Regions from separate parts of the Mus musculus genome. Here all the other regions are linked to region 2. The links are chromatin loops, found by intact Hi-C in ENCODE. Cell type or tissue: heart. All regions are shown on one strand. Each heading gives the region's core, and the rest is flanking DNA. Links, peaks and the distances in the headings are about the cores only.

What was found. A loop is a pair of places that touch in the nucleus more often than their neighbours do. Peaks named below come from ENCODE experiments on the same cell type or tissue, not always from the same donor. Only the 100,000 strongest peaks of a DNase experiment are listed, where the experiment ranks them.
Region 1: it touches region 2 in a loop (4-fold over the local background); 8 of 42 quality-filtered maps call a loop at or near these places.
Region 3: a loop joins it to region 2, with 4 times the contacts of the local background. A loop is called at or near these places in 9 of 42 quality-filtered maps.

The regions. Positions count from the first base shown.
Region 1 is chr5:54,112,155-54,114,654 of GRCm38, forward strand. The region is part of intron 10 of Stim2 (stromal interaction molecule 2); the gene reads left to right. Among named protein-coding and RNA genes, the nearest start is that of Stim2, 110 kb to the left of the region's middle. In heart, for the core only: a CTCF peak has its summit at 1,330 (motif pointing left); no DNase peak of the experiment used is centred there.
Region 2 is chr5:53,922,920-53,933,560 of GRCm38, forward strand. Gm40305 (a long non-coding RNA gene) reads left to right here and starts at 4,662. Exons shown (of 3, transcript XR_868426.1): 1 at 4,662-6,706. In heart, for the core only: a CTCF peak has its summit at 5,811; a DNase peak (open chromatin) is centred at 6,462; H3K27me3 peaks cover 737 bases.
Region 3 is chr5:53,987,131-53,997,771 of GRCm38, forward strand. It overlaps Gm30601 (a long non-coding RNA gene), which reads left to right and starts at 8,121. Exons shown (of 2, transcript XR_376962.2): 1 at 8,121-8,987; 2 at 9,272-9,483. In heart, for the core only: no CTCF peak of the experiment used is centred there; a DNase peak (open chromatin) is centred at 8,331; H3K4me3 peaks cover 1,284 bases; H3K27ac peaks cover 958 bases.

The DNA of each region.
Region 1 (2,500 bases), core at 1-2,500, 180 kb after region 2:
CTGTATATGTGTATGTATCAAACATATATGCATGCACGTAAGATGTGCTAGTTGTTTTAAGATGAGCCTTGCTGTGTAGCTCAGGCTAGCCTCCTGCCTTAGCCTTCTGAGTATTAGGACTGTACTTGTACGCCAGCGTAATGTTTTTCTAGAATGTGAGTCCTTCGGAAGGGAGCTTTTGTATTAATATTTGTTATTAATATTTGTGTGTTAATATTGCGTAGTGTTGCGTGCTCTGCTTTTGTGTGTGTTAATATTGCGTAGTGTTGCGTGCTCTGCTTTTGTGTTTTACTTTGTAGAGAACAATCTTGGTAAGATAAAATTTGAATGCTTGAACTCCTGACTTTCTGCAGTTACAGATGTTTTCAGTTTACAGGTTTTTATATTAGAAATTATTCTTTACCCTTATTACCGCTTGCCTGGTCTATTTTTCCAATACTTAGGACTTCTTTTTTTTATCATGTCAATAGAATGAAGCTCTGAAGAGTGGAGAACTAACTCTGTTAGCTTAGTTCTTGGTTGACTGACATCTCAAACTATTAGATTTTGATGACAGTCAAGCCATCTTATCTGAGAATTTCCAGTTTGGCCTTTTCTGTTCAATGTTGCAGCTTTCCTGAGACTGTTAGAACAGTTCTGATTATACAAGAGAGTTGTGATCAAATCCAGCTCTTAATCTGACAGATAACTCCCGGTCAGTGGGACCGCTTTTGTCTTTTCCCTGGCTTTGAGTCTGTTACTGGCATAGTGGGGTGAGGAGGCAGTAACTCTCCCAGGGAGAGCATTGGCTTGTAAGTTTGGGGAACACTGGAAGCAGGAGACCTCATTTGTCTCCTTGTCTGGACTATGAGCTGGTGATGGTTGAGTTGCGTCTGTATTCAAGCTGGCTTGCAATTTGAATTTGTCTATTTGCTTATTGGCTTATATATGTGCTCTTATATAACACTGAAATCATAAGTGCATATTTATTTGAAAACTAAGCCTTTTAAAAATAGTTTTTCTTTAAAATATGTAATTGTTGAGAATCATAATTGTGCTTGAGGAAGATCAATTTCTTTAGTTAAATCTTTTTCTTGCCTTTTTAGAAGCACTTTTGGGAGTTTGGAAATGGCAAAACTTTATTTTTATTTACTTTTTTTTGATCCATTAAAAGAAGATACACTAAATGTGAATAATTGGCATATGTTTTAAATAACTGTGGTAATATACATAGACATTTATACTTGTAAGTGTGAAAAAGTACAAGAGCTGGTTTGAAATGTTATAGGAAGTTTTAGAAATTAATCTGATCGCTCATAGAATTGGAGAGCTGTGCCTCCACCTAGTGGCCACGTAGGGTGCTCCATTTTGCTTTGTAAGTCCTGAACTTTATAAAACAAAGGCTGTTAGCCTGAAGTGTACTATGGTAGGATGAAGGTGCTTCATTTAAGGATCTCTTTATTGGCTATGTGTTCCTTATGCTTGAAACAATGCCCAGTAAGCACACTTATTGAAGGTAAATCGCAAAGGAAGAGAGTCTAATACACATAATAAGACTGTCTGTAGTTTTACATGAAGAAACCCCAGAAACTGTTAGTTGATGAATAGAGGATGGAATTACTCCTCCTTCCCCAGGTTTTAAGTATCTGCTAAATCCTTTCAGAGTAGAATGTAGTAGTAATGTATTCCAAACTTCTCATAAAGCCCTTTGAACATTCTTAAGGTCACTGAAGCCTGTGCCCATCCACTACAAAAGTAAACAGGTTGTCTTACTTGTTTTTCTGAAATGAACCATATCATCTCTCTTTCCCTCTTCTAAAGTTGTGCTTTTCTAAAGCCCATTAGAACATGCTTCCTCTACATATGTAATATCTAATATATACCATTGCTGCATACTTACACCACCTACATAAGTATCATCAAATTATAGATATCATTTTTCAACTTCTTTGCTCAAAATGTGCTTCAGAGCTTTTCTGTGCTTATCCAAGTTAGATTTACTGTGATTGTTTAACATGAGACAACCGAAGCTTGTTTATATACTTAGTAACATGGGCTCTCTCCTTTCCCACTGAGATTCCTTGTATATTTTTCTTTTAAAAACAATAGTAGAAACACAAATTGTTATGTTATACATTATGCACAGCTCTAAGAATTTCTCTGGACCCTTTGAATGATTTTTGATCATTAGGCAAGGATCTCATGGCCAAATTGCCTTCAAAGGGGTTTTGTTTGTTTGCATACTCAGTGTTTATGAGTCCTGCTTCTGTCTCCTCACTCACACTTGGCATGATTAGTTCTGTAGCCTGGATGAATACGAAACAATACTGCACTGTTCCTAAACTCACTTCATCAATAGTTTGGGGATATGTAATGCAAATGTGCAGCCTGCTTCCCTCATCTGTTTTATCCTGAGGCTCTTACAAGGTTTGTTGTCCCACTCTGCTTCCCTCTGTCTTCCCTATCCCCTTCTATCACACTCTCACCACTTAGGGGCTTAACATAATGTGATTTAGAAACT
Region 2 (10,641 bases), core at 4,275-6,774:
TTTCGGTGAGACTGAATGTGGATCCACCAGACATAAGGGGGCGAAGCCCACAAAATGGGTGTTAAACTCAGCTGACCACAGCCTTGAGATGCATTTCAAAATTTGTCTCACCAGGCCAGGTGTCCCAGGACTGGAGAATACAGTTACTTAAGAGGTTGAAGAGAATCACAAGTTCAAAGCTAACCTGGAGTATGGGATAAAGTCAAAGCAGGCTTGGGGAACTTAATGAGGCTCTGTCTCAAAATACCTAGAAAAAAGCCGCAGGGACCCTCTCTTCCTAAAGCAGCCAATCAATTAGATGAACTTCTCTGGGGGTGTAAATCAGTGGTGGAGAGCAGAGAGCTTGCTTGGCCCTGGTGTCTATTTCCAGGACTGCCCCAAAAGAACTCCCCCAAAGAAAACAACAACAACAACAACAACAACAAACACACACACACACACACACACACACACACACACACACAGTTGCCTCTTCCGTACCCCAATCTACCTAAAAGGAAGTCTATAAAACCTCACTTACCCCTGGGGCAAAAAAAATCTCAAGATAGCAGACAACCACATCCATGCCTATAGTGCTGCGCCTAATGCGTTTTTAATTAACTTTTTAAAATGTTTCTGGGACTGGGTAATTCAGCTTAGCCTCTGAGTCCTGGGGATAAGGATTTATTATTTTTTTTAAGGCAGAAATATGTTTTCCAATGCTGACTTTTATCCAAATAGTTTCAAAGATTAGATTAAAACTCTCGAACAGTGAAACTTAGCTCCGTGCACTCAGGCTTGGGAGAGGGGGAAGGGAAGGCTTATGTTTGTTTTCTTTTTTTTTTTTAAGAGAGGAAGAACACCATGACGGGATACTTTTGTTTTAAGTTTATAATTCAGGAGTAAATCTAACAAAAAGAGCCAAAATTATTTGAGCGTTTGTTTATCTTACCTTGAAATAGAGAACATTTTCACTCAGTTTATCTCTGTTATAAAAATAGACATCTTTAACATAAATTTTAGAAAATACAGGGAAGAAGAAAAATAAACCCTATCCTCTCACTCAAAGAAAACTGCTATTTTAATTATTTCTTTGTACCATTTTTCTGCTTATGCATATGATGTCAATATACACAAAGACGTGAAAATTATTGGCCATGCCTCTGTGAACCCCCAAATTTTATTTAGATAACCAGACTGGCAATGCCACATGTGCACCACACGGATGTAGAGAGTTCACAGATGGTATAAAATGCTTTACTGTGAAGGAGACTCCAGAGGGCAGAGCAGGGCCCAGAGACAGCTCCCAACTGCCTGGAGATGGCAGAGAAAGCAAACAGTGTCCAGGTCTCTCTCACTTGTGACCAGAGGTGGCACTGACCCAAGACATCCTGTACATAGGCAGGCCTCTGCCTCGGGAACTAGGTGCACCTGTGAAAAATGGACAGTCAAGCATCAAAACTAGACTTCTCCTCTTCTGCGATGGACAGGCACAGTTTTAAATCTGTCTCTTTGATTTTTTTTTTCATTGCCCAATCTGTGTAAGGGGAATGCCAGTGTTTGTTTGTTTACAATATTTTATTTATCTACATTTCAAATGTTATCCCCTTTCCTGGTTTCCCCTCTGAAAACCCCATATCCCATATCCCCTCCCCCTGCTTCTCTGAGGGTGCTTCTCCACCCACACCCATCTCTCTGTCCTGGCATTCCCCTACATTGGGGCATCGAGCCTTCCCAGGACCGAGGGCCTCTTCTCCCATTGATGTCCCACAAGGCCATCCTCTGTAACATATGTGACTGGAGCCATGGGTCCCTTCGTGTGTACTCTTTGATTGGTGGTTTAGTCCCTGGGAGCTATGGGGGTTAGAGGGTCTGGTTGGTTGATATTGTTGTTCCTCCTATGGGGCTGTAAACCCCTTCGGCTCCTCAGTCCTTTCTCTAACTCCTCCATTGGGGATCCCATGCTCAGTCCAATGGTTGGCTGCCAGCATTCACCTCTGTATTTGTCAGGCACTGGCAGAGCCTCTCAGGAGACAGTTATATCAGGTTTCTGTCAGCAAGCACTTCTTGCCATCCGCAATAGAGTCTGGATTTGGTACTTGTATGTTCGATGGGTCCCCAGGTGGGGCAGTCTCTGGATGGCCTTTCCTTCAGTCTCTGCTCCTTACTTTGTATCTCCTCCCGTGGGTATTTTGTTCCCCCTTCTAAGAAGGACTGAAGTATCCACACTTTGGTCTTCCTTCTTGAGCTTCATGTGGTCTGTGAATTGTTATCTTGGGTATTCTGAGCTTTTGGGTTAATATCCATTTATCAGTGAGTGCATACCATGTGTGTTCTTTTGTTATTGGGTTATCTCACTCAGGATGATATTTTCTAGTTCGATCCATTTGCCAAAGAATTTCATGAAGTCATTGTTTTTAATAGCTGAGTAGTATTCCATTGTGCAAATGCATCACATTTTCGGTATCCATTCCTCTCTTGAAGGACATCTGTGTTCTTTCCAGCTTCTGGCTATTATAAATAAGGCTGCAATGAACATAGTGGAGCATGTGTCCATGTTATATGTTGGAGCATCTTCTGGGTGTATGCCCAGGAGTGGTATTGCTGGGTCCTCAGGTAGTACTGTATCCAATTTTCTGAGGAACCGCAAGACTGTTTTCCAGAGTGGTTGTACCAGTTTGCAATCCCATCAGCAATGGAGTAGTATTCCTCCTTCTCCACATCATCGCCAGTATCACCTGAGCTTTTGATCTTAGCCATTCTGACTGGTGTGAGGTAGAATCTCAGGGGTGTTTTTGATTTGCATTTCCCTGATGACTAAGGATGCTGAACATTTCTTTAGGTGTTTCTCAACCATTTGATATTCCTCAGTTGAGAATTCTTTATTTGGCTCTGTACCCCATTTTTTAAATAGGGTTATTTGGTTCTCTGGAATCTAACTTCTTGAGCTCTTGGTATATATTGGATATTAGCCCTCTATCAGATGTAGGGTTGGTAAAGATCTTTTCCTAATCTGTTGGTTGCTGTTTTGTCCTATTGACAGTGTCCTTTGCCTTACAGAAGCTTTGCAATTTTATGAGGTCCCATTTGTCAATTCTTGATCTGAGCGCATAAGCCATTGGTGTTCTGTTCAGGAAATTTTCACAGTTTTAAATCTGCCTCTGATTTTGTTTCATTGCCCAATCTGTGTAAGGGAAAAAGCTTAAATCAAAAGCTTCAACATGAAGCTTTTGACACTGGCGCCTTGTGGCTATGCCAGTGTTTCTTATAACTGAACATTTATTTACTTATATTCTGGAAGAAAAAAATTATGTGGATTAAGAATACCATTGGGGTTTTGTTTTGTTTTTCTCATAAAACAACCAGAAGGTCAAAACAGCATATTCTGAAAGCTAGCTTACCCTGAAGAAGGAGAGTTTGTATATATCTCCAGTGTAGTGCAGAATGGAGCTGACTGTAGAACGTGCTAGCCATGTAACCACTGTGCTTTTAAATAGCTACCCTAAAGCTCACAGGTGCCTCTAATCCTACAATTGGAGTCCCTGCCATGTGACCATAAAAGATATGTCAGCCTCACACATGGCTCTGAAGTAACCACGGGGCTAGTTTTGCCGTCTGTATGCAAGAATGTTCCAACATCTTTAATGACCGAAGATAATCCTCTGTCATCATCTTGTGCATCTACGTTATAAAAATATATACCCGCCTTTGAAGAAAGGTCTTGGTCCACTGGTGTCAACTGCGGGTCAGACTGTGGAAAACTGGCACAGATCCAAGAAGGAATGAAGCCTGCTTATGTTATCACTTTGTATTTTGAACAGAGAATCTCACGAGGCGATTTTCTATTTGGAGATCTAATTAAGACATGAGGAGTGATTGACTTTAGCTGCAGATCACTGTCAGCCACTACAAGGGTTTCGGGATGAAGCCCTGAGAAATGGTCTCTGTACGTAGGGCGGGAGTACCCAAACAGCTTAGCATGTCTCACACCAAGGTAAACGTTTAAAGAGAGGCAATGTGCAGACAAGTCCCTTTTGTGGAAAGCTTGTCATCTCTGATAAATCAAGTGGGTATGCTTTCTAACTCCAAGTGTGGAGACTGGCAATACAATGTCAAAGCTACCAATAGGTGGGGGAGCTGCAGACAGGAGGACCACCACATGTGCTGGGATCTTTGTAACTCTCTTATGTAAAAAGTTTGTGTTCGTATTTGTGAGAGGAGAGGCAGTCCTTTGCATTGGAGAACATTGGGAAATTATTTTTAGAGAATCAAAAACGCCTAGATGTAGATTCAGGTGACCTTGCTAGTACTAAATATTGGCCGTGAGGGTAATTGTAACAATGGCCCCGAGTCACTGCACACCACTCCATGGCACATGCCTGGCTGAGGACTGCACCCAGATCCTCCGTGGTGCTCCCAACACCACCAAGAGAAAAGAATTGTCACTCCCCTAGACAGCAAAGCTGAGGATCACAGTGCAAGGTCCACCCACCTTCACACATCCTATTGGAAGCCATTTAAAACCCACGGCTGGCTCCCCTTCCGCCTCTGATTCTCCATAGCTATTCTTCGACCTAGAATTAGTGATACTGAAATGAAGTTCACATAGTTTTTTGTTTTTCTGTTCTGTTTTGTTTTGTTTTGTTTTGTTTTTCAGACACACAAATTCTTCTGCACTAAAAGGAGAAAACAAGCTGGCCAAATATTTCTAACAAATTACACTAGAGTCAACAATAGTAAACGACTCACTAAACTGTGCATAACTGTGTTATGTCTTTAAAACATAACACAGTCCCTGTGAACTAGAGGAGCCTCTACGTCAGAATTGTGTGGACGGAGTAATCCAGCTGCAGCCATAGATAGATAGCACACCATCTGTGACACTTATCAGTTAAAAATGTTAACCATCGCTCCCATGATAATGGCCAACCCACTCTCTCGACTTCTGTCTTCTGAAGGAAACACTAACACAATCATACTACAATGATACAATACAGAGAGATAGAGAGACAGAGAAACAGAGACAGAGGCAGAGACAGAGAGATACAGAAACTATGGCCAGCACCAGAGAGAGAATGTGCCTACACTATGGCGGGGGTGTAGTGGAGACAAGCTTTCCCACGCCAGACTTGGAGTGTGCATGTGCACACGTGACTCCTGGTACCACTGCCAGACTGTGGGACTAGGCACAGACTTGGGTCCAGACAGCGCATGCTCTACTCACTTCCTCTGTCTGTACCTCACAGCACCTGGGTCTGGAAGTGGGGCGGGGGGAAGAGGGAGGGTTCTAAAGATGACACTTAGGATGTTGCCAGCCTTGATTTGGGTTTGAGTTCTAGGCACCGGGAACTCTCATTGTTATACAACCAGGCAGCCGGCAGGATGGAAAGAAAAACGAATTATGTCTGCTTAGGAAGCCGGAGCAGTACATTTCCTGTGATTGAAATCTCAAGGGTAACTTTTGGTGTTTATGTGGCAGGGCCTTTTGACAGCAGTCTTAAAAGTTTTTAAAGTTAAACTGGGCTTCATTTGAGTCCAGGAGGACATTGGCTCAGGACTCTGGCAAGGGACTTACCACCTCTTGATAACTCTTGAATGGACTTACCTAGGCCTGGTTGACCAATGGCATTGCCTCCTGGACCCTAGGAACACGACTATCCATGTAACTTAACATCATTTATACCCAAAGAGTGGGTATTCAGTTGTCATTCAGTTTTAAGTGTTCTATCTCCGCAAAGCATGGGAACAGCCAAGCTTGGCAGGTGATGCCTGTTTGAGGCTCCCTGCATAGCTCAAGGGCAAGACCTACTCCAGAAGCACCACACTGGGGCGACAGAGCAGAGCCTCAAACTCTGAGGGACACAGGACTTGGGAAGATGGCAAATGCTGTCTTGCGGCATATGAGTATGGGAGCAGGACACAGGGATGAGTGAATTGCCTTCTGAGTTGGGTGGGCAGATGGGTAGAGAGGTTATAAGTTGTACATGAGTACAAGATAATGTACTTTGAGTCTAGATAAGATTTGCTAGTCTTTTATTTCTTAGTGAGGTGACATCAGAAGATTTATATACTGCTCCAAAACCAACCAGTCCAACTCTAAAACAGGTATGACATTACTTGCCTGGCATGTTTGTTGCCGGAATCGCCCCCGAGGCCTGTAGAGTACCAGGCAGGTGGTAAGCCCTCAGCAAAGAGAACAGCTTTTTGTGTGTATAAGTGGTGTCTAGAAAATCCTACAGGTATTCCTGGGATGCGAGCCAGGCTCAAGAAAGGAGCAGACTGAGTTGGAAGAGGAGGAAGGAACAGGGTGGTTTCTGATGCAGGAGAACCAGCGCCTAGAGCGTTGGAGGCTTGTGAGTTACTTGGGGCTGCTACAGAGTCATGGGGCTCGATGGGCGAATCAGAGCCTGAACAGTAACCATGCCAAGGAGTTTCCCTGGATCTCAGCAGAGATTTCTGGAAGGTTCAGAGGGAACTAGGAAGGCTCCCAGGGCCCCGTTCTTCTGCAGGCAACACCCTTTCTTCTGAGTTTGCCAACATCCGGACTTCCTCTGAACTGAACTGGGAAGTTCTGTTGTTAACTATTTATAGTTCTTTACCTTTTATAAGTAACCCCGACTTCCTGTGTCCACAACAGCTGCAGGATCCCGGCCGGCCGTGAGCTCTCTTCCATCCCCAGGGAGCAGCTATAAGGCTGCCACAGACAGAAGCTCTCAGATGACAGGAAGTAAGTGTAGTTGACAGTTTTTGTTTTGTTTTCATTCCACTTTTTTTTTTTTTTTTTAAGACAAGGTCTACTCTCATGACCCAACTAGCCTGGATCTCCCCGTGTGGTCTAAGACTAACTCGAACTCATGACCGCCCTCATGCCATAGCCTCTCAAGTGCTAAGATTACAGGCACTTGCCACCATGCCTGGCGCCCATGAGTTTTAAAGATTAGCTGGTAGGAAGGGAAGCAAAGCCTCCAATCTAGTTTGAATCAGAAGAACACCCTGCTGTGTCCCAACTCACCCTCTCACAGGGCTCCAGAGCACTTTGTGGCTGTCCATCTGGGGGCACGGTTCCAGGTGCTTGGAGGCTCCTCAGGGCCAAGGGTTTCGGGGCCAGCGACTGCAAGGAGGCTGGCACAAGACCTAGAGCATGCCCGGAAGTTCCGTTCTGTAGGAGGCAGCAGAGTCTAGGGCAGGTGATCACTGCCTTTGAGAAGCAAGCACCTTAGAAGTGAAAGTGCTCACTGTTCACAAAGCCTGAGTGGGCAGAGCATGGATACCCTTCAGGGAAGCTCTAAAGATTTGAGCCAATTAATCCATTTTGTGGGAGGGAAGAAGACCTGCCCTTCTTTCTTATTTTCTCTCCTCTTCCTCCTCTTCCTCCTCCTCCTCCTCTTCCTCTCCCTCCTCCTCCTCCAGTAGGGTTTCTTTGTGTAGCCCTGGCTGTCCTGGAACTTGCTCTGTAGACCAGGCTAGCCTTGAACTCAGAGATGCACCTGCCTCTACCTCTCCTGGGAATAAAGCCATGTTCCACTATGCTCAGCCAGGTTCCGCCTTTTCAATCAGACACATTGTTTTAAGAACCTTGAGTATTTGTTGACCTAGTCTCAACTTCTCATTTTGCCCACAATATACTCCTCACAGTGATTTGTCCACCAGCACATACCCTGTCCACGCCAGAGGAGAGTCCCGGGTTCTTCTACTCCCCTGACCCCACGAGACACATTCTGATCATGACTTCTTGCCATGAGCCCCACCCTCCTTCTAGCTAACCTCCCTCTGCATAGGCCCCACCTACCTGTCAGGACAGCTCCAGATTAAAGGGACATCTCTTGGTGATATGCATGATTGCTAAAGCTGGTGCTTAATTATCTGACACTGTCAATGTGGGGAGAATTGGCAAGCTCTGGCCCAGGTGGCTGCCTACTTGAAAAAGAGCATCAAGAAAATAAACTGGAACAAGAGTTTGGGGTCTCCCTCTCGTTCATTTGGATGACCAGTTGTCATCTTAAAATGATTGGCTGAATTCTTACCCTAGCTCTAATGACAGAGGCCCGTATGGAGACTGACTTCTTGGGCCGGGACCCAGCTCACTGACGCATCACTGACAAACTTTTAGGCAAGTTTCTCACTCTTCTGTACTTTGGTTTTCCTATGCGTGAACACTAAGAATCTGCCATTGGCAGAGACTGGCAAGTGATAATTAGGACATTCATGCCACACCACCACACTGGGTCCTCCCAGTCCGGCTTTCCTTACAGTTAAGGTTGCTGTGTAGATAGATTCTCTTGCCAATGGAATGTGATCCTCCACTCTCTCTACCACCTGCTGGTCAAGGGTGTGTCCGACCCAGGGAGCCTTGGAAAGGGATGGAGCTACCATAATGTGAAAGAGCCTAGGCCCAAGCTGTCACATGGAAAGCTGACTGCCAAACATTTCCACTGAACACCTACTAAAAAACAAACAAACAAAAACGTTAAAAACAAATTAATAAAATAAAAACAAAAAAGTATTACGTTAAAAGGCTTAGCATTTAGGGTGAATTTTTATAAAGGATATCATGCCTTAAAAGGTTGTTGGTAGTCTTAAATAAATTAACATAGGAATGCCTCTAGAACAATTCCTGGGGCATAAATAAGTGTTCTATATGTAGATGTGTTATTGTGAAGTATGGCTAGATAAATAAAATGAGAAAGACCAAAATAGAGAGAGATAGAGAGTTTGCGAAGATAGTTGCCCACAGTCTTATTTCATAAATCACTCTGTGTTTGTGTCTGTGTGTATACATATTTAATACACATTAAATATGTATATAGCTGTAAAGTTTACATTTGGGAACAAAAGATGAAGTTATAGAAAAGTATGTTGGCTCATTCATGAATTAGTATTATTTGTTAATATAGTTTCATGGTCCTTACAGAAAAGCAAGTTCCTTCAGAGAGATCTACTTTTAGAAGAGGCAGATAGAACATTCATTCTCAACCAAATATAGTGTTTATGCAGAAATAATTTCTCTTTTTTTCTCCTAAATAATCATCGACATACTTGCCTATGTGGGGATGAGTGAGCACAGGAAGCTGGACTTCTGGAGAGTGATGCTTCTGCAGCAGATGCTGGGGTTCCCTTGTAGTATCATCTTTTTGTCCCCATGAACAAAGAGTAGTCCCGGAGTCATCTAGTCTTTTCTTCCTCACCAGGAAGATGTGTCCAACCTCCCACATGTCCTCCTTGCTCCCTAGTACATCCCCAGGTCCTTCTTTATTATCACTTTCCTCTTGCCACACTCCCTGCTTCTCAGAGAATCCCAGGCTATTCTAGAAAAGGGTCCAAATGGCAGAGCAGAACAAGCCAGTGACATTCATTCTTTACTGATGGTCTCAGCTCCTTAGAGTACCATATTTTTATGGGTACTTGCTATGGACTATGAAATAATGTAGTGAATAAAGCAGGTAACAAATCTCTCTGGAGCTTACATTTTGATGAAAGAAACTAGAGAATAGGTAAGTGAAGTCATGGCATATTAAATGTGATAAATATAAGTGGAAAGCAGGTCAGGGGAGTGTAGTGGCTTTAGAATGCAATTGGAAGAGGGCATTTTAAGCCAGGTGGTGAAGACTCATGGAAAAGTAGCATTTATGCCAAGGCTAGAGAAAGTGATGGGGCAGGCAGACGAGAAGTTAGGAGGAACACAGAGTGAGGCCTTTGGGAGCTTCAGAGGGAGGTTACCTTTGACTTTGAGCAAGGAGAAAGTCATGGAGGACCTGACATACATATCGAAAGAATCATACCGGTTGCTAGGTGGAGGACAGCCAAACACAGGCCAAGCACAAAGCCAGGAGACCAAGACAGGAATCTTGGCAAGAGATGATAGAGTACGGTGATGTGGGCCAGACTGAGGGTGGCATGAGTGCAAATCCTGCATATATTTGAGGATAGAGCCAGAAAATTTTGAGGCTGATTGGAGGTGGGAGCTCAAGAGTAAAATAGAAATAAAAAATGACTCCATAGGTTGAAGCCTAAAAATATGAAAGCCTTGTTGTGACTTAATGAGACAGAGCAGAAGCGGGCTTACCAAGGGAGGGTGAGTCTCCTTTCTGGGTCTTAAGTCTGAGATGCATGTTCCCCATCCAAATGGGGATACAAGTATGCAATGAGAATTCAGGGGAAAGGTCCAGGCAGAGAAATAAATTTGGAAGATGTCCGCATATAGATGGAATTTCAAGTTGGGAAGCTATTTGGGATCATAGGTCAGAACACATGGATAGTACAGACATCAGAAAAGCAATTCCTCCCCATAGTAACGGGTCTGGAAGATGAGAAGGACACACAAAAGAGACCAACCAGAGAAGGGGTGGCTACTGGGAGGGATACCTGGCAGAATGTAGGGTTCTGGGAGCCAAGTGAAGAAAAGTGCTTCCAGAAGAGGTCAACAGCCAACTGAGGGCTGAAAATGGACCACTGGAATTAGAAACATGGAATCTTCTAGACACTTAACCAGAGAAAATAGAAGCCAAGACTGACATGAGTGGGCTGGAGAAAGATCAGGATAAGGAGAAGTGGAGACAGAAAACTCAGACACAACCTGTTCCATGAGGGATACTATAATAAAATCAACTCACCAAGGCATGGCTGGAAAGAAACACTGGGCCAATAGGGTGTTTCCTTCAAGCA
Region 3 (10,641 bases), core at 7,276-9,775, 67 kb after region 2:
GCCTATAGGAAGGACACATGAGGCTGTTCTCTGGCCTCTACACATGCCTGCACAAACATGTACTTACATACACGAGCGCATATAGATTGAGAGAAAGAGAAGTAAGGACAATAATGTGAAGAGCTATAAAGAGAAGTTCCGACACTCAAGAGCAGAGGTCTGGGACAGACCTTGCCCTCAGTAGGAACCAATGATTCTACCTTTTTTGATTTTGAACTTATAGCCTCCACATTCTGAACCTGCAGCCCCCAGTATTATAAGACAATGGATTTACTGTAATCTATGAAGGTAATTTCTAAGTGCCAGTTTGACTGGAATAAGAGATCCCTGGGTAGCTGGTAAAATCTTCTGAATTTCCAGGTGTGCCTGTATGGGCGTTTCTGCAAGTTTGGCAGGTAAGCCAGTATCCTACTAGGAAAGAGCCACCAAACAGTGGCAAGCACACCTAAAGTGGCAGAGAGGTGACTTGCTGAATCCTTCTTGGAATCTGGAACTTCCAATGTCAGAATTCTTGATTGTCCAACCTTTGGACTCAGACTGGCTTGCTCAGTCCCAAGGTTCTCAGACTTCAGGTTAAGATACACTATCATCTTGCTGGACTCAGATGCCCTCAAACTTGGACTGAGCCACACTGAAAGCTTCCTTGGGTCTCTCTCTAGCTAGCAGATTAGGCAAGTCATTGGACTTTTTGGCCTCCATAATCATGGAAGCCAATTTTATTAGGGTGTCTGCCTGTGTATCTATAATCTCTGTCTCTGTCTCTCTCATCTGTCTGTCTGTCTGTGTATCCAGCTACCTATAACCTACTTATTCTTTCACCAACTCTTTCCTGACTAAGAATCATAGTTCTAGAAGACTAGAATATTTAATTTATGGTCAGTGGAAAATGGACTGATTCTAAAGTTAACTTATTCCAAACTTTTCTACTTATTATTAGACATTCTTCTCAATGTCTCACTCTTTAGTACAAGCTACTTGATTTCTCTTAATAAACTTACTCTGGATTGTTTTAAGTTAACTAGGCTGTCTTTCCTGTTCCTTAAATATTTATTTAATGATGCTTCTATGAATAGTGAAGCCTATAAATTTGTTCCTTGCTGGGATAAGTACTGTTTGTTTCATTTGCACCTGTTCAGTGGACAGAGAACAAGACAGGGAGGGTATGTTTGGGACAAGTATGAATAATCTCACGGCTTTAAATACAATCTGTATGCTAATGGACTCCTAAATTTAAATCTCCAGCCTGGCCTTTTCCTCTGAACTCTAGGCCTGGGTGTCTGAGTGTCCATGTGGTTTCCTTTGGGTGTCTCAAATTGCATGTATCTCGAATTGAGTGAGCAGTCTTCTTCTACCACCTGCCCTGGTTCTCAACTTGCTCTTCTTGTGGTCTTTCCTGGCGAATGACAACTCGGCTAGCCCTTTATGACACAGAATTACATTTTACTTTTTTCTGTCACACATCATATTCACTTGGTCCCCATGCCTTCTTCATTTTATCTTTAACGTTTCCCAGAGGTGCCACCATTTGTCATTATTACTTCTGTCATGAATCGAGACCCAAAGCTGTCCCTGGTGGTATATTAAGTAGCCTCTGTCTGTCTGTCTGTCCTAACTCCTGCTGTGGAGTAAGAATTTTGATTATAGAAAAACACCTGTCATGTCACTCTCCTCAGTGCTTTCCAAGCTATGTCACTGGAAGAAGTACTTACCCCCTAGGAGACCTCGATTCTTATGAGCTCCATTGCTTCTCCGGGATCACCCACTCTCCTTTCCCTCAAACGCCCTTCCACAGTGCTCCTGAACACAGCTTCTATATCTTTCTTCTAGAACAGTTTGTTTGTTGGAGTCCTTTCTCTGTGGATATCTCATTTTGTACAGCACCCCCGCCCCCCATTTTAAATTCATTTATTCAGACTGTGGTTAGGCCTTGGTATTGCCTATGCAATGTTGGTTATAGGGTTATGGAAGCATCGACCAAAATTTCAAAGGAAAACCTGGCAGGCCAGACCTTTCTGCAGAAAGTCCCTGAAAGGTGGTTCTTAAAGCCATGAGAATGAACTCTAAGAAACAAGACTCCAGAAGAGTGGAAATACCAGGAATATGAAATGTTTACCATAGTAAACTACATACAACTAGTGGAGTTAGTGCAAAGGAGGTGTAACATAGGAGTGGAGAGGATGTGGGTGGGGGGCATTTTCCAACCCTGTAGGGGCTCATATCAGGCTACTAAATACCAAGGTTTGTCCTAGGTTTTGATCATATTTTGGTCCCATTCTTTCTCTCTAATTCCTCTCCTCTGTAATGGGAACATGGACCCTATTCCACCACTGTATGTCTGAAGTATGCAATCTTCCTTTGCATTTACAGAAACATTCCATAAGTTTGCCTTCATTCTCAGAGCACATTTTCTTTTTTTAAAAAAATGTATTTATTCACTTTACAACCTAATTATCAGTTCTTCCTGTCCTCCCAGTACCCCCTCACACAAGTCCCCCATTCCACCTTCCCCTTCTTTTTTCTTTTGAGAAAGAGAAGCCCCACTCTGGGTATCACCCCCAACTGACATCCCCACTCATACCTCAAGTTGCTATGGGACTAGGCACATCCTTTCCCACTGAGACCAGAGTGTGGTCCATTTAGGGGTGTGGGATCTACAAGCAGACATGCAACAGTCTCAGGGACAGTCCCTGTTCCAGTTGTTGGGGGACCCTCATGAAGACCAAGCTGCTCATCTGCTACATACATGCAGGGGACCTAGGTCCAGTCCATGCTCACTCTTGGGTTGGTAATTCAGTCTCTGCGAGCCCTCCAAGGACCATGCATGTCCTTTTGGGTCTGGGTTACCTCATTCAGGATATTATTTTCTAGTTTGCCTGCGAAATTCATGATGTACTTGTTTTTAAATGGCTGAGTAGTATCCCATTGTGTAAATGAACCTCATTTTCTGTATCTATTCTTCAATTAAGGGATGTATAGGTTTGTTGGGAATTGGTTCTGATGCTTTGTCTTAATTTGGCTCCCAAAGCTAGGCTTCCAGACACTGAGGGCCCCTGCCCCCCAGCTGGCTTCTTGGGTTGGTAATAAAGATTTGCTGTTCAGCCAATTGCTGGGCAAGGAAACAGAGGTGGGATTTTTAGATTGCCCAGGCAAAGGACCAAGGAGAGAGGAAGAAGAGGAGGAGAATCGCCATGACTTGGAGGCAGAGGGATGAGATTTAAGAGATGCAGGAGAGAAAACATACAGGTGGAAAGGGGAAGTGGCCCTATGGGGGTGGGGGCTGCCCAGAAGGTAATGGAGCAGCAAAGATAAAAATATAGATTTAGACAGTATTAAACCAGGAATACTTGAGGGGAATGTGTGCTAGCCATGGGAAGGTTTAGAAGTGTCCAGCCATTGAGCTAGTCAAGGCATATCAAAATTAGCTGGTGTGTATGTGTGTGTGTGTGTGTGTGTGTGTGTGTGTGTGTGTGTGAGTGTGTGTGAGTGTGTGTGTGAGTGTGTGTGTGTGTGTGAGAGTGTGTGTGTGTGAGTGTGTGTGTGTGTGAGAGTGTGTGTGTGTGTGAGTGTGTGTGTGTGAGTGTGTGTGTGTGTGAGTGTGTGTGTGTGTGAGTGTGTGTGTGAGAGTGTGTGTGTGTGTGTGAGTGTGTGTGTGTGAGTGTGTGTGTGTGTATGTGTGTGTGTGTGTATGTCTTTTATTCATAAATACAGAGCTCTTGGACAGGTGTGTGCATGAGCAACCCACCAGAAGCCAAAGCAGATTAACTATTCACCGCTACATAGGTTGTTTCCAGTTTCTGGCTATTATGAATGAAGCTGCTATGAACATAGTTGAGTGTCCTTGTGGAATGGTAGAGCATTTTTTTGGGGGATATATACACAGGAGTGATATAGCCTAGATCTTCAGGTAGAACTATTCCCAATCTTCTGAGAACTGTCAAATTGATTTCCAGAGTGGTTGTACATGTTTGCACTCCCACCAGCCTTGGAGGAGTGTTCCCCTTGCTCAACATCCTCATAGCATGTGTTGTCCCTTGCGTGTTTTTTTTTTTTTATCTTAGCCATTCTGATGGGTGTAAGGTGGATCTCAGAGTTGTTTTAATTTGCATTTCCCTGATGACTAAAGATGCTGAACATTTCTTTAGGTGATTCTCATCCATTTGAGATTCCTTTGTTGAGAATTCTGTTTAGCTCTGTACCGCATTTTAAAAATTGGATTATTTGGACTGAGATTTTGACAAATGGTGAAACTTTTGAGACTCTGAAGTCTTGGAAGCAGATTAAATGCATTGAGAGATTGCCTTAGGGTTACTATTGCTATAATGAAACAGCATGGCCAAGAGCCACTTGGAGAGGAAAGGGTATTTTAGCCTCAGCACTGCTCATCATTGGAAGAAGTCAGAACAGAAACTCAAACAACACAGGAACCTGTAGGCAAGGAGCTGATGCAGAAGCCATGGAGGGGGCTTTCTTCTCATGGCTTACTCAACCTAATTTCTTACAGAACCCAGGATCATCAACCCAGGAAGACCCTACCCACATTGGCCCTCCCACATCAGTCACTAATTAAGAAATGTCCTATAGCCTGATTTTATGGAATCATTTTTAAAATTGAGGTACCCCCCCCCACCCTCAGATCTGACTCTAACTCATGTCAAGTTTATAGAAAACTAGTCTACACAGGGATAGTGTTTTAAGGACCAGGATTGAAATGTTTTGCTTTAAATATGAAATATCTCCAATAGACTTGTGTGTTGAAGAATTTTTCTCCAGCTTTTGGCACTATTTGGGGATGTGATAGAAACTTTAAGGGGTAGGCTCTACCTAGAGGAAGTAGGTCATGGCCTTGAAAGTTATATCTTTGGTCTGAGCCATTCTCTCTGCTTCTGTGCTGAGTCACCATAACCTTACCATGAGCCCAGAAAACATGGAAACAGCTTACCATGGACAGAAACTTCTGGAATCATGGGCCAAACAGATCTTTCCTCCTATATGTCCTTTTAAGTTTATGGTTACCCAATTATCAACATGTTGAATTATGTCTTTGTGCCTCTCTTCATTTGCTCTCTATTTGTTGCTACTTTTTAAAAATTTATTTATTGTATATATGTGAGTTCATTGGTCCTGTCTTCAGACACACTAGAAGAGGGAACCAGATCTTATTACAGATGGTTGTGAGCCACCATGTGGTTGCTGGGAATTGAACTCGGGATCTCTGGAAGAGCAGTCAGTGCTCTTAACCGCTGAGCCATCTCTCCAGCCCTACTTTGTTGTTGTTGTTGTTTTAATTAATTTATTTACTTTATGTATATGAGTACACTGTAACTATCTTCAGACACACCAGAAGAGGGTATTGGGTAACATTACAGATGGTTGTGAGCCATCATGTGGTTGCTGGGAATTGAACTCGGGACCTCTGGAAGAGCAGTCAGTGCTCTTAACCTCTGAACCATCTCTCCAGCCCCCTTGAAGCTACCATTAACGCTTGGGAATCTTAGGTCATGACATAGAAATCAAGGCTTCTGTTATGTTTGGAGCAAGGCTCGTTGAACTTTAGGATCTCTCTGGTGACCGTGGCCAGAATGTTGTAACACTCTATGAGTTCCAGGTTCATCGTGTCACTTTGGGACATGTCCTAATGACGCCTTTCCTATGTTTTAGATCTCTAGTCATTTTCCCCTGAGCTATACTTTTTGTTACAAAAGTGGTAGGCTGTGCTGGGAAGCGGCAGGCTGCAGGTGGACAGCTGGGGAGGCGTGTTGGCTCCCATTCACTTGCTGGCTCAGCTCATGCATGGCTAATGTTGCGACTGCTCTGGGATCTGGCTTCCCTGGTGCCAGGAGAGAAAAGTAGAAGGAAATGGAGAGTGTGGGGGATTTGTGACTCCTTTAGGAGTGTTTAGATGATGGTTTCTGGGAACTTCATATTTCTCCCAACCTTTTGTGTTGTTTCAAAACACAGTGTTTCCTTCCTGGAAACACTGGTGGTCTTTGTTGCAAATTGTGGTTAGCCCCTTTTCTGCCTCTTTTCAGTCTTATGCCATCTTTATTTTCATTTTGAATCTTTGGCCATTAAAGTTTTATTATTTTTATGTGTATGTGTGTATACTTGTATGAGTTCATGTGTACTATATGTGTACAGATGACTGCAGAGGACAGAGAGGGCGATCCGATCCTCTGGAACTGGAGTTACACGTGATTATAACCTGCCACATGGGTGCTGGGAGCCAGATCTTAAAGCAGTATATTAACCATTAGCCATCTCTTCAGCCTGGCTTTTATCCACTTTGAGGTGAGTTTCATTTTGATGTGAGATAATGGGCTACTTTCGTTCTTCTGCCCGTGGAAATCCACATTTTCAACACCACCAATTAAGCCGATCATTCTCCCCCGATTTGTGTGTTCCCGATACTTGCTGGCAATCCATTGACAATCACCAGTTGGATTTACTTCTAGGCTTCCTGTCGGTCCCCCTGGGTTAATATGCCTGTTTTGATGGCAGCATTATGCATTTTGATCACATGAGTTTTCAAATACATATTATAATCAAGGAAGGCTTTGGTTTTAGATTTGCTCTTTTTGCACAAGGTTGCTTTAGCCATTTGGCTTCTGTCTTGGTTCCATACAAATTTTAGAATTGTTTTTTCTGTTTTTGAGAAAAAAAAATGCTGGAACTTTGGTAACAATTGCAGTAAGTCTGTAGATCTCTGTGGAGTGTGGCAATATTTTAGCCTTCTCACCGCACAGGCGGTCTTTCCACTTAACTGTGTCCTCATATGTTGTTTAAGAAGCATTAAATAGTTTGCAGTGTAGAGGTCTTTCATATCCTTGGTTACTAGTAAATATTCTATTTAATTCTTGGTGCCATTAAAATGGGGTTGTTCCCTTAATTTATTAATCAATACTTTGTTGTTTTAATTTTGATATGTTGTTTTGTAGCCTGTGACTTGACTAATTTTTTTCTTGAACAAATTTTGGTGCATTAGAAACTCAGTGTATGTGTGTGTATGTCGTGGGGGATTGAAACCAGAGCCTGTGCGTGAGAAATACAAACTCTACCACTCAGTTACTTCTCCAGCCCTCATGCTAGGAACATGATTTGTACCCTCGACTCACAGGATTCTTTGACCAATGTTTACATTTTATCACTCCAATCTTCTCAGCCTTTTATGCAAATTAAGAATCAGCCTGTGAATTAGATGCTTGGTCTCTCTGTGTGTCTGTCTCTTGTCTTTTTCTCTCTCTGTCTCTGTGTGTCTTTCGTGTAGCCTACATTGACCTTGGATTTCTCAATCTTCACTCTCTACCTCCCATTCCTGTATTCTTGGTGTGCGCCGACAGCTGCACCCAGAAGCATGGCTCCTTGCATTTTACATAAATATTTTTGCACCTCATCAGTTACTTTTTCCGGTCTCACCTGCTATCAGATACACTTGTGAGAGTGCAAGCCATGTGTTATCTCTTGCATAATTGCCCCACCCACCGTCTGAAGCGCTGGCATTCTAGTTTGCACCATTATTTGAATCTGGTAATTTTCAGCTATGACATTTTTACTTTTCTCTTCATCCAGTTTCACTCATACAGGAAATGCCAATACCGTTCCTACCACAGGCATTAGCACTTATCAGAGATATCAACATCTCTCCCACAACACTTCAAATTAACCAGTAACAGAGGACACTGACTTTGATTAGTCACAAAACACTGATCCACTTGGCTTTGGTGGGTAGATTTGACTTTCTTTTGTGGGCTGGCTCTAGAAAAGCTTCCTTTCTCTGCTCCCCAGAGAAAGATGCACAGGTTTTCGCACCCTCAGTAAACTGGGTGAGGCATAACCTTTTCATACTGGATTGAGGTAGCAAGTGGCTTACAAGTGAACAACTTTCACTACTCTTCCGCCCCCCCCCCCTCACCCCCGGCCCCAGCCCTTTTAGTGCTTTAATGTACTCCACGACTTGAAGACTATACTCATATTTGCTAACTTTCATTGCTTCTACCTTGAAACCCTATTAGCTGTTATTACTTTGAGTATTTCAAAGTTCTCAGGACCTTAATTTCCTGGGAAGCTATGAAAGTGGTCCAGTTCATAACCCGGTTTCCCCAAAGAGGACTCTTTCTTGCATTTCCCCAGAAGCTATCTAAGAAGGGCAAGCAAAGAGCAGTTGTCCACGGTGCTCCTCTACCCTGATGTGGCAAGAACCCCCCACTCCTTGGGGTCACAGTCAGGCTGGGGAAGCTGTGGGCAGGCGCGACCTCAGTCGGAATTCCCCTGGGTGATACTTTCATCCCGCCTCACGCCCACAGCGCTCCCTCCTAGAGCTACTGCGCCCGCCCACGCGGTGATGTCATCACCCGGGTGTCGGGCGCGCGCGGACGGTCCGCCCACGGAACCCGGGCGCGCTCTGTGCCAGAGTCGCGCACCTGTGGCGGCCGCCAGAGTCCGTGGGCATGCGCGCTGCTACGGGGAGGCTCCTGAGCTCGCAAGCGGAGATCCGGTTCTCCTAGTTGGAACCTGAGGCAGGCTGTGTGGGCCGTGGGGGAGCAAGGATAGAGGATGGTGAGGGTTTGCTCCAGAGATGGGGAGGAGCCAGTGCAGTTCTTTTGCTTTGGGTGTGCACTGAGAGTTGGGTTCATCTGCAGAATCGAAAAGCCTAGGCAAAGTGAGATGCGTTTAATCCTAACCTAGGAGCACCTTTAGCATACACGCCCAGAGCCTGAGGCCAGAGTCACTAAGTACAAAGCACCTGGGTGCCAGGGACCCAGGGAAGGCTTTCTTTGTTACTATTTTTTCCACTCCACCAATAATTCTGTGGTGCAGGTATAATTGGGTTCCTAATTAACTTGCCTACGCGTCACACAGAAGAGCCGGAGTTGAGGTTTCTACGAGGTTGGTCTGATAACAAAGTTCAAAGCTGCCCATCAGACACGAAGTCAAGACTGTGTTAAAATAAGACCGAGAACACATTCTGAAGATACACGGCAAGTTGTGAGGTTTGGACTTTAAAGGAGGGGGCTGGGCTGTAGGAGTAGGGTGGCCAACAAGGGAAAGGGGTTCCAGGAAGATTTTGATGGAATTTGGCAAGAGAAGCACCAGGCAGGAAGCTCTAGGTTACCAGGGAAAGGAAAGGGAACCTGGGCAGAGGACGTGATTATCACCGCCTCAAGTCTTGTGTTTATGTGTACACTTTGCAAGTGTAATTCTCGATCTAATTCTACGGATGGGTTTTTTTTTTTTTTTTTTCAAAGTAATGGACTTGCTCTTGCCTGTTCCCTAGGCCTATGCTATGATGCACCGGAACAATGTGCCCCTGAGTAACAGTGTGCACCACGGCTGCGCAGCCAGAAACATCGGTACCCATAAAACAGATCTATAAAATAGAGGGTTTATTCTAGCCCGTGTCTATCTGAGAGAGGCCGCTATGGTGAATGCTGGTTCCTTACCTGTGGTCCCACTAGAGAGAAATAAACATTTATGATTCCAAATCCATTATCGGGTCTCAGTGTGCCCTGTGTTTGAAAGAAATCGTATGCCATCTTTGTTTAAAGAAGCTCGGGCCCAGTGGATTGCTAGTTTTTCCTGGTTTTATATTGTTATTGCTGTAACATAGTTTGTACTACCCACGTTAGGAACTAATTCCGAGTCAGAACCGTGTAAGAATCTATAAGGTAATAGACAAAAATTGTATCTCCTGTCCAAGATGGTAAAGTTCCCTAGGAAAGGACTGTTAGCAATTTTAGAGCTTCAAGTTCTGACTTATTTGACATTTCCAAGTGTTTCTTAGTCTGCTGAATATAATACCCCACCGTATAATACTTTGCTCGGCGTATATGAGATGTTCAGTAAATACTGATGAATTAAATGATGCCTCCTGTAGAGTAGGAAAGGAACTTATTTACTTCCTGGTTATCCGGTGCCTAGCAGTTCTGTCTACTCAGCAAACACAAGGCTTCACTGCCTTTCAGCAAGCAAAATAGAAACTTACTGTTGCCCGGTAAGGAACGGCCCCACCCTCCAACATAATGCCCCTAAGAAGTATGTCAAGAAATAATTGTGGTTGATTAGCCTTGTTATTATTCCTGATTCTTTTCTGCAGTGTGCATCTTCCTCTTCCACTACCCGACATTCTTTTGGTCAAGCTTCCTAAGGAATTGTTATGTATTTGACTTCTTGACTTCTGGAACAAACTGATCTAAACTGCAAGCCAACAACAAAATCCAACAGTAGTCAGACCTATGTTCTTAACAATCCTAGCTTCGAGTTCTTAAATATGTGTGTGTGTTCAACACCTCCTTTTACATTTCAAAGGTTTTCTGAAGAAATGCTTTGATATGGGTCTCTGAGGTATGTAGCTTGCCTCTGAGTGCCATTTACCTGGGTCACATCCTGAGGACTCCTACCACAATTGAAACAAAATAAAAAAACAGCCAACAACAATAACAACAACATAGTCCCATTGCAATGGTAGCATCTACTTGAAGAAATAGATTCCGGTTCTTTTCCCCTTTTAGATCAATTGGATCTGGAGCAGAATTGCAAGAGCATCCACAAAACTGCTTCATTGCAGATAAGCAAAATGGTCAAGTCTATGTTGTAGTTGGGGCAACCTGTTCAGCTGGCAGTCTATAGAAGTGGTGGTTTGGCAGA